3 separate regions of the Homo sapiens genome follow, and all the other regions are linked to region 3. The links are chromatin contacts, found by Hi-C or POLR2A ChIA-PET in ENCODE. All regions are on one chromosome and are shown on one strand. The core of a region is the stretch at or near the end of the contact, and the rest is flanking DNA. Distances in the headings are between cores, read along the strand shown. Region 1 has its middle 13 kb from the start of SPMIP2. Region 2 overlaps SPMIP2 (sperm microtubule inner protein 2). Region 3 overlaps RAPGEF2 (Rap guanine nucleotide exchange factor 2).

Region 1 (3,235 bases), core at 682-3,181, 150 kb after region 3:
TTCAAAAAAAAAAAAAAAAAAATACAGTGGTGGCAGTACCACCCAGTGAGAAGAATGAATTCCAAATGCTGTCAAAATAAAGACTGGTTTGATTAATGCCAGCATTCACTTTATTTTCATGGCTTCCCCTGCAGGGTCAAAAAGAGCAGCCCAGGGCCAGAGAATATGTGTTGACACTAACGGGCACCTTTTAGCAATGCACATTTTTAAAAGTAACGTCTAAGTTACTTGACATGTTATCAAGAGATTGCCTTATATCTATCAAGAAGCTTTAAGGCTCATTTTCTACCAAGACATCTCCAGTACCAAATTTTTTTCTCTCTTCTGTGACAGCTACAATATCAGTGATGTAATGCAGTATATATTTGAGCTCTCTATGACATCTGTGGAAGTCAAACCCTATTTTCCAGACAGACACAAAAATCATATGGGTTTTAATTCATTTTAAGTGGATTCTAACCTTGTATAAAAAAATTGAGAACAGGTGATCAATATTCTTAACGAATCATAAAAATTCAGAACATTCTAAAGAATAAATACCTTTAAGAAAAGTTGATGGAAAATCCTAAGCTGAAATCAAACAAGTGATTGTATTTAAAATCACTTGATTTGCCAAAATAGCTAGAAGAGAAGCTTTGGAATATTTCCAAGAAATGACAAGTGTTTGAGGTGAGGGATATCCTAAATGCCCTGATTTGATCATTACACGTTGTCTGCGTATATCAAAAGAAGCACCCCAAAAATATATACTACTATTATGTATCAATAAGAATTTTTTAAAAAAATCACTTGGTTTGCATTCTATCCCTTAATCAATCTTTGCGAATCTTGATCTCATCTATATGTTTCAGACTATTTTCTTACATCTTCTCAACCATTTTCAAAGCTATTGTGGTGCTTTTAGGAAACCAGTAAAACAATTCTTAACAATTCTTAGACTTGTGTGCAGCGAAAGAACAGAAAAATACGAGAGCTTACTTGGTCCAGCTGGACCTTCTTGTTTACTTAAATAAAAATAATAAGCTAATCTGTGTTGAAGATAGAATCCACTGAAATGTCACAAACTGACGTTGCTTTATCTTTCTCGACAGTGTTTTCTCAGAAATCCCTGCCATCTTTTTGTCAATTTACAATAGAGAATTCTTTTATTTTCTTTCTATGAAAATCAGAATTGGTAATATTTAATAAATATAATAAATGCACCTGACATAACCTTAACATTTGACATCTATATTTTAAGTCATTCAAATTACATTATGTCAACTAAAAGCCCACGTTTTATACTCCGATTCAAAAAAAATTTTAACTTTATATCATTTAGTAAATTATCTCAGGTTTTAAAAAATAATAATTATTAAGCCTAGGATGGTGTCGCATATCTGTAATGCCAGCTAAGTCTGGAGGCTGAGGCAGGAGGATCACTTGAGCCTAGAAGTTAGAGTCCAACCTGGGCAACATAGGGACACTCTCTCAAAAAAAAAAAAAAAAAAAAAAAGTGGAAGGGGAGAGAAAAAATTATTAGTTATCATTGTAAACAAATTTCTTTGACAATATCATCCTTTGCAAACTGATAGGCATTTTCAATTCGGGATCCTTGTGTATATTGAATGTGGGAGGAAAAACCGTGCAAAGCGTCCCCTCCCCCTGCTTCTGGTCCAAGATTTTCTTGTGGCTCGGTGGCTCTAGGTTACGTCCATGTGGCTCTGAGCCAAGAGAAATGCCTATGGAAAGGCTGTTCTCAACAGAGGGCTGTCTGCCTTTGTGAAAGACGAGAAGACAAAGCCTAATACAGTGCAACTTCTTTAGAACATTTTCCAGGGAACTGAACATTTTGAATGTTGTACGTGGGAAAACATGCGCCGTGAGAGCAGCACAATGACGGCATTTCACTGTACTTGCACTTGCCAGGCATTCCAGCGCGCCCTGCCTACGAGGCTAACAAATGGGCTTCAACAGGAGATAGCACAGGCTCGGGAAAGCTCTCCTACCCCACCCCCTTTTGTGCTTACACAAAACGGTCAATTATGTCCTTCTGAAACAGAGGCCAGGTCTGTTCTCAAATACCATGCTTTGGAGGAGGTATGATTACTTAAGCGAGTTCAGGTGGCCTAGAGAAAGGCAAAAAGGCAAAACAGTACCTTTACAGACTGCAAAACATCGCTAAAAGCATGAACAATCATCTCTGAAGGAAGGTAAGCACACCAGCACGCGGTAAGCATCCTCATCTCTAAAGACTGGGAGCAGGAGCTCTTTTATTTTCCCTCTTTGTGCTTTCTCTATTACATGCCATTCTGTTACATGCTATCATATCATGGTTCACATATTTGAAACCCCGTCTTCTTATTCATTTAGATTTATTTCAGATTATACAGAATCTCAGGCCACTGAGGAGCAGGTAGTGGGGCAGGCCATTCTCTTTGTCTTTCTTCCATTGTGCTGTGTAGACCCAGAGGCAGGGCTCTCCATAGAACTGGGATTGGGCAACCTCACTGTCAACTACTGGCTCCAGCCTAGTTACTTTTCTGCAGAGCTTGTTTGGTACAGCGCAGGAAATACTACTTCGCTGGGGTTTTCAGTTATCTAAGAGCATCTTGGTATTTTTCAGATTACCAAGAATCTGTGGCAATGTGACTATGACTCAACAGATAAAGCAACCAAGATAGATGACTGATGGAAACCCTGTGTTTTCTAAGCATGTATGATAAGCACTAGGAGATAAAAAAAAATTTAATCAATCAATGGAACAAGGCAGGAATGAGAAGAATGTTTCTAATTTAAAATCTAGCATAAATTTTGCCCTTAAAATCAGAGAAAATATAAAGAATCAGGAAATTTTTTAAATACAAAATTAATCAAGAAAAGTCTTGCTTAAATAGATGAGTATATGGTTTCAGACACAAATAAATGTATATATGTATGGGGTTTTCCTTTTCTGTTAGGATTAAGTAACTTTTTGGAGCAAATTTATTTAGAAGTTGATTATTCAGTTTGTGTATAAAAATCTACTTTTTATAATTTTTTTAAAAACTATAAAATGCACAAGATTAGATTTTTTTGAAAAACACAAATAATATTTTTAACTTTTCTAAATGCTAGGTTCCAGAGCATAAGTGGTCTAACAAAACTGATCAAGTCATGGTCACTGAAGTGGAGTGCTCTAAAAGGCCTCAAAGAATACAGGAATGAAAGAATGAGGCAACCAAAGGTCAAAGTCTGGATAACTTCCAACTCTCTG
Region 2 (3,231 bases), core at 691-3,190, 190 kb after region 3:
GGAAGCTGAGGTGGGAGGATCATTTGAGCCCACGAGATTGAGGCTGCAGTGAGTCGTGATGGCACCACTGCACTCCAGTGTGGATGACAGAGTGAGATCCTCTAAAAAAAAAAAATTATTTCAACATACTGTGGTGATAGGTTAGCTAAGGTTATTCATGTTAAAAATGCTGCCACTCCTTCCCTAGCAGTGTTCTCACCATGTCTATTGAAAACACATTTTCTGATCTTTCCTCTCTGGGTGCTGTGAAGGTATCAGATCAGGTATCATCTCAGCCCACATCCTCTGAATTGAATTATGGTATTTTCGATCATGATGTTATTTGTTTTCAACTCCACATTACACGTAATCATGTAGCTCATACATCAAGTTTAGGAATATATTTCTTCACATAGCCCATGATCTCTAAGTGCCAATACTCTGTGCTAAGTAAGATATCTTAAAATTTTGTTTTAATAGAGCTAGGGTCTCACTATGTTGCCCTGGTTGGTCTTGAACTCCTGGGCTCAAGTGATCCTCCTACCTCAGCCTTCCAAGTCATGGAACTACTGTTCTTGGCTTTAAATTTTTTCTTTATAATTATTTTCAATTTTTATAGATTTAAGAAGCCATTTGAGGAATAATTTTTTTTTTTTTTTTTGAGACAGAGTCTTGCTCTGTCACCCAGGCTGGAGTATAATCGTGTGATCTTGGCTCACTGCAACCTCTGCCTTCTGGGTTCAAGTGATTCTCCTGCCTCAGCCTCCTAAGTATTACAGGTGCACACCACCACGCCCAGCTAATTTTTGTATTTTTTTTAGTAGAGACGGGGTTTCACCATGTTGGCCAGGCTGGTCTCAAACTCCTTACCTCAGGTAATCCACCCACCCTGGCCTCCCAAAGTGCTGGGATTACAGGCATGAGCCACCAAGCCTGCTCAGAATAATTTTTTTTTTTTTTTTGGGATGGAGTTTCGATCTTGTTGCCCGGGCTGGAGTGCAATGGTGCAATCTTGGCTCAACACAACCTCCGCCTCCCAGGTTCAAGCGATTCTCCTGCCTCAGCCTCCCCTGTAGCTGGGATAACAGGCATGTGCCACCATGCCCGGCATGTATTTTTGTATTTTCAGTAGAGACAGGGTTTCTCCATGTTAGTCAGGATGGTCTTGAACTCCCGACCTCAGGTGAACCACCCCACCTTGGCCTCCCAAAGTGCTGGGATTACAGGCGTGAGCCACCGCGTCCAGCCAGAATAATTTTTATAAGCATTAATTAACCCAGAGAAAATTACAAAACCCTAAATGTTGTAATAGTTGTTTTCAGTATGGCATCACCACTCTCTAAATACTTCAATTAATCCCAGATCATGATAAAAGCTTTTAATTACTCTATACTATTCTTTAACTACCTCCTTTTGCACACATCAAAGAATGGGGATTTATATTTCAAATATTTAATACCCATTAGGCATTCTATATGTTCCCTAAGAATTATTTAGAATGATTACATTTTCATTTTTCAGGCTACTTCAGTTGAAAGACAGATTGAAGTAAAATTGGCAAGTGAAAGTCAATATTTAACTGGTACTTCACTTGGACATTTTATTCTAGTTTCAAGCTTTGAGGTAAATAATTGAGTGAGGGAGGGGAACAGGAATCAGCTCTGTTTTGTTCAACAGTTTCCTCAGGATTTTATACAAAGAGAGACATCATGTGGTTATGTTTGCTGAACATATAAACCTAGGAAGAAGAGAGAGTAAAATTCGATGACAATTTGGACTGTAAAAGATGTTACTATTTTAGAATTGGGTCTGAAACTCACAAAGTTATAATTTAATAGGACTAAATATGAAGCTTGCACTTAGAGTTTAAAAATCAACAATCCAAGTAGAGGATAGGTAAGACATTATGCAATAGGTTGGTGTGGAGCGTGGAGCTGACTGCAGACTGGAGATGTGCCCGGAGGTTAGCTCAGTTGCCAACAAAGCTGACACAATAACAGGCTGCATTAACAGAGAGCTGTGTTCCAGAAACAAACGCTGCCCCGATTGGGCCACATGGTAGCATTATTTTTGGTTATGCATGCCACATTTTAAGCCAGATGTTAATAAATTGAAGAGCATCAAGAGGCAGAGTGGTGCAGAGCCTGGGAATGTTGTTACATGAACGCCTGAAAGAAGTGGGGAAGCCTAATTTGCAAAAGAGCCTAAAGTGACCCTTTCCTGGGATCTCATGGGCTATTTCAATGAGACGGGGATTCTTTACCAGAATTCAGAATTCAGACTACTGTGTGACTGTTACAGGAAGGCAGATTTTAGTTCAATGTATGGAAGAATAATTAGACCTGTCCAAAAATAGAATGTGCTTTTGTTACTGGAAATATTTTGTCAGTTGGATGAACACGTGCTGTGAAGGGGAGCCCACATAGAGTGCAAGGTCATACCTGCTGACCTCTGAAGGCTGCACCTATCCAAAGCTCCCTTAGAACATCCTGGAAACCATGTATCTCTGCCAATACTGTGTACAGTATAACTGAATTTAGGGCTGTATTTATGTGATTTTCAAACAACCAACCAGCCATACAAAGTAGATTAACAACGTGTCCACTAATACATCAGGGCATATGTTTATTTCAGCACCGGGATTTTGCCCATGGTCTCTGCTGCAGAAGCAACCAGAAATCACAAGGAGTAGTTTTTGTTTTTTGTTTTTGTTTTTGTTTTTTTGTGACAAAGTCTCCTCTGTCATCCAGGCTGGAGCACAATGGCGCAATCAAAACTCACTGCAGCTTCGACCTCCCAACCTCCTGGACTCAAGTGATCCGCCCACCTCAGCCTCCCAAGTAGCTGGGACTATAGGCGTACACCACTGTGTCGGGCTAATTTTTGTAATTTTGCATTTTTTTTTATTAACAGAGATAAGGTTTTGCCATATTGTCCAGGCTAGTCTCAAACCCCTGGGCCCAAGGGATCTGCCCACCATGGCCTCCCTAAGTGCTAGGATTACAGGCATGAGTCACTAAGCCAAGCCAGTAGAACTCTTAACTAACCCTTATGAGAGCCTCTCAATAGCAACGGAAACATGGGGACATTTGAAGATAAGATTACCTTTCCATGCAAAAGAGCAGCAGCTTGGTGTCCTTTGTTGATTCTAGGAATATATAAATTGCAATTTCAGAGTCCATAATTAGATGCTTTGAAGAATGAGAATGCCAACATTGCTAGTCTTGGTACATTAATTAATAAATGTTAGAA
Region 3 (3,267 bases), core at 263-2,762:
CTCTAAAAGGCTCCTGTTTCTGTTTTTCATCAACAGGAAGGAAATTAACGAGGCCAAACAAAACCAAATACAGACCATTATAAAATGATCAGTTCACCTTCCAATGTAAACAGATAGAAAGCCTCTGGGGCAATCAGAACTGTATGATCCCCGCTGAGCATTATCCCAAGTCTAAACAAAGAATAATGGGCATGAGGGAAATACTTGATCTGACCCCCTCACCTCTCCCACCTTCCTTCCTACTACCCCTCAACATAACCTGCTGCTCCTGACAGGCTGCTTTCCTTCTGTTCATTCCAACTCTGCCATGCTGTTCAAGATGTTTACCTCTCTCCATCTACCCTCTACATCCCACTGTACCTTAAGAGATGGCTCAAAAACTACTACTTTAAGAAAATCTTCTCACTCACTGTTTTCCAAACTCTAAAATACTTAGCCCATCTAATTTCATTGTTTTATGTTTTTCTGTAATGATTTCTTATTCCTGAGCATCTTCTTCCAACTACAATGAACTTCCTTTCAAGGCAGGAACTGCGCATCATGCCTAGTAGAAGCTGGGAAACATTTCAGTGATCATTTGCTCAGGTAAATCGGATCAGATGACATCCTTCTGATGAACCCCATGGTCCTTCACAGGAGAAGGTCCAAACCCCCTGGCAGAGCCCATGAAGGAAGCAGGAAATGCTGTGCAAAGAGCGCAGGTTCTGGAGCACAGATTCCTTCTTCCACGCTAGCCACGTGATCGTGGTAAAGTCAAATTCTGAGATTCTAGTTCCTCAACTGCAAAATGGAAGACATTGATGCCTTCTTCACAGAGCTCCTTTTATTTAATGAAACAATATATATGCAGTACCTTGCATGATGGTAACAAAAAATACTAGTTCTCTTCATCTTCCTCATCTCCTTTCCTCTCTTACGATCGTCTCTGAAAGGACCAACCTACAGCTTTGCTTTCTGCTCCCAACCCCAACATTCCTTATGCTGCAAACTTCATCCTGTTCGGCCAGGCCACACATTTTTTTTTCCACCTATGCCACAAAGGTTTTGAACAAACCTGCAGTCTAGCTTCTAAATAGTATATTTTCTCTTGTAAATTTATTACTCATCCTTCTAGTTCCAGGTTAACTATCACCTCCTCTGAGAAGTGTTTTGGTATATTCCAAGGAAAGTGAGTCGCTTTCTTCCAGCTTCCCAGTGCCCTGTGTACATGCTCACGTGACGCAGGTGCCAGAACGTCATAATTATTCACATTGGGAGTTTCTCCTCAATAGTTTTTAAACTCCTCTAACTCTTAAGTACCCCCAATATATACACTACATAATGCTTGATTGGCACTCAAATATTTTCTTAATAAGTAAATTAATGAACTGAATAGACAGGAACCCAGGTAAGGTATTAAAGTGCTTGAAAGTCAAAGATGTGAACTTCAGTTTACCAGTAAATGGAAAAATGGAGCCAGGATCTAAGAGCCTCCTCGGCAATATCCTAGAGATCCACAAGGTGGCACTCTCTCCATGGGAAAGAGCTGTGTGTGCCGCTCCACATTCTCATTTAAGGAGGTGGCCAGTAAATGCAAGCGATCAAGTTGAAGTTGACAAGGGAACTGAAAGAACAAAAAACTACTAAGTCCAAAGAAAACTGATTAAATCAGCAAAGACAATTATTAGAGGGCAAGAAAATAACTGTGAAAATGCTACTTCATTCAGCTGTTAATACAATGTGAAAACTTAAGTGAGGCCCAGTCAGCCAAAAAGGTTGCTCATGGAGGCCAGGCACAGTGGCTCACGCCTGTAATCCCAGCACTTTAGGAGGCAGAGGCAGGTGGATCACCTGAGGTCAGGAGTTTGAGATCTACCTGGCCAACATGGTGAAACCCCGTCTCTACTAAAAATACAAAAATTAGCCAGGCATGGTGGTGGGTGCCTATAGTCCCAACTATTCGGGAGGCTGAGGCAAGAGAATCGCTTGAACCCAGGAGGCGGAGGTTGCAGTGGGCCAAGATCATGCCACTGCACTCCAGCCTGGGCAACAAGAGCAAAACTCCGCCAAAAAAACGAAGAAAGAAAGAAAAGCCAAGGGGGACTGACAAGGAGAGAAAAGAGAGTTGAAAGAAAACAGAGCGGCAGGCGTTGCGGAAGTGGCTGTGGGTAAAGGATGCTGATCCTAGAAGACCATCAGCTCAAAACAAGACTCCCAACAGCCACAAACATGGCCATCTAAGTTTTGGGGGGTTTTCGGGAGTGGAGAAGCAATAAACAGAAACAGAAAGAATGGTGCCCATGCAAAATCTAAGCAAACTGGAACTAGAAGTTAGTGCTTTCCCAGATGATCCTGACAAAATATGAAACAAGGAGGGTGTATGGGGTACAAGAAGAGACTCCTCCCACTCTAGCAGAGCAAGTGCAATATGGCCAAGCCTGAAGCGGCCCAGGGGAGTGAGGAAGCTCCTCTAAATGCTTCACATGGACAGCATTAACAAGGTCATTAAAACAGAGAAGCAAAAAGATGGCGATTGCTTTGTGAGAAAGAATAGGCAAAATGTCCAGAAACAGTGGCTGAGCCGAGCACACGACACAGCTATCTGAGACAGGTTCGGCACAACTGAGAACCACATATAGCATCAAATACCAATTTTGGTGCTATTTTAGAAAGGTCACTTTATACTATCCAGGATGTAATACCGCACAGTATCACATTCAAAAGACAAAGCTGTTGGCATCTGGAGAAAAGGAGACAGGAATCATCATCGAGGGCTATTGATCACATGCCTATAAAACAAGAAAGTGAAATAAAATGAAGACTAACAAAGGTTCCAATAACTACATGGGGACCACAAGGAACTCCAGAGGGCCAGCCACCCATGACCAAAAAATAGAAAAACACCTTTATTTTCCTGTATCTGCGGTCTCACCAACACCCTCCAACCAAAAGATAAAGGGACAACTTCCGAAGCTTCTCCCTCTTCACAGCCTATCATCACATTCTGCGGGTTCCCCTCCCAAGTCTCTATCGAAACCCTTTGCTACAGTTCAGGGTCCCATTTTTGCTCACCTACACTGCTGTTATTACAGACTTCTGGCCAGCTTAGACTTGTGCTCTCAAATATACGATTATGCCAAAAAACCACAGTGAAAATTACTTATTTACAACAAATTATCCTCTATCCTTTTATAGGCGTCCCGCAGACAGTTGAGATCAGAGGTTTTCAATGTCAAGAGCCCTTGGGATTTCAAGGCGTCCAAACCTCTTTCAACCATAATAGCTACT

Evidence for each region. A loop is a pair of places that touch in the nucleus more often than their neighbours do. ChIA-PET counts read pairs that join two places held with the same protein, here RNA polymerase II (POLR2A). Pooled maps may share reads with other maps.
Region 1: a loop to region 3 is called in a pooled map, with 3 times the contacts of the local background. The contact joins two enhancer-like sites. A Hi-C loop is called at or near these places in 8 of 37 single-sample maps with no recorded cell type and 11 of 50 pooled maps. POLR2A ChIA-PET finds 5 or more read pairs at or near these places in 1 of 52 experiments (common myeloid progenitor, CD34-positive).
Region 2: a map with no recorded cell type shows a loop between it and region 3 (2.4-fold over the local background). The contact joins two enhancer-like sites. A Hi-C loop is called at or near these places in 1 of 168 maps with a recorded cell type or tissue (Right ventricle myocardium superior), 3 of 37 single-sample maps with no recorded cell type and 4 of 50 pooled maps. POLR2A ChIA-PET finds 5 or more read pairs at or near these places in 2 of 52 experiments (IMR-90 and activated T-cell).

Annotation. Positions count from the first base shown.
Region 1 is chr4:159,046,992-159,050,226 of GRCh38, reverse strand. It overlaps a transcript of SPMIP2 not described here. Among named protein-coding and RNA genes, the nearest start is that of SPMIP2, 13 kb to the right of the region's middle. Within about 2 kb of position 1,931, at least 14 of the 41 ENCODE cell types and tissues checked have a DNase peak (open chromatin) inside an H3K27ac peak, as active enhancers do.
Region 2 is chr4:159,009,465-159,012,695 of GRCh38, reverse strand. All of the region lies in intron 1 of SPMIP2 (sperm microtubule inner protein 2), which reads left to right. Among named protein-coding and RNA genes, the nearest start is that of SPMIP2, 24 kb to the left of the region's middle. Within about 2 kb of position 1,940, at least 8 of the 41 ENCODE cell types and tissues checked have a DNase peak (open chromatin) inside an H3K27ac peak, as active enhancers do.
Region 3 is chr4:159,201,401-159,204,667 of GRCh38, reverse strand. All of the region lies in intron 3 of RAPGEF2 (Rap guanine nucleotide exchange factor 2), which reads right to left. Among named protein-coding and RNA genes, the nearest start is that of MIR3688-1, 74 kb to the right of the region's middle. Within about 2 kb of position 1,512, at least 3 of the 41 ENCODE cell types and tissues checked have a DNase peak (open chromatin) inside an H3K27ac peak, as active enhancers do.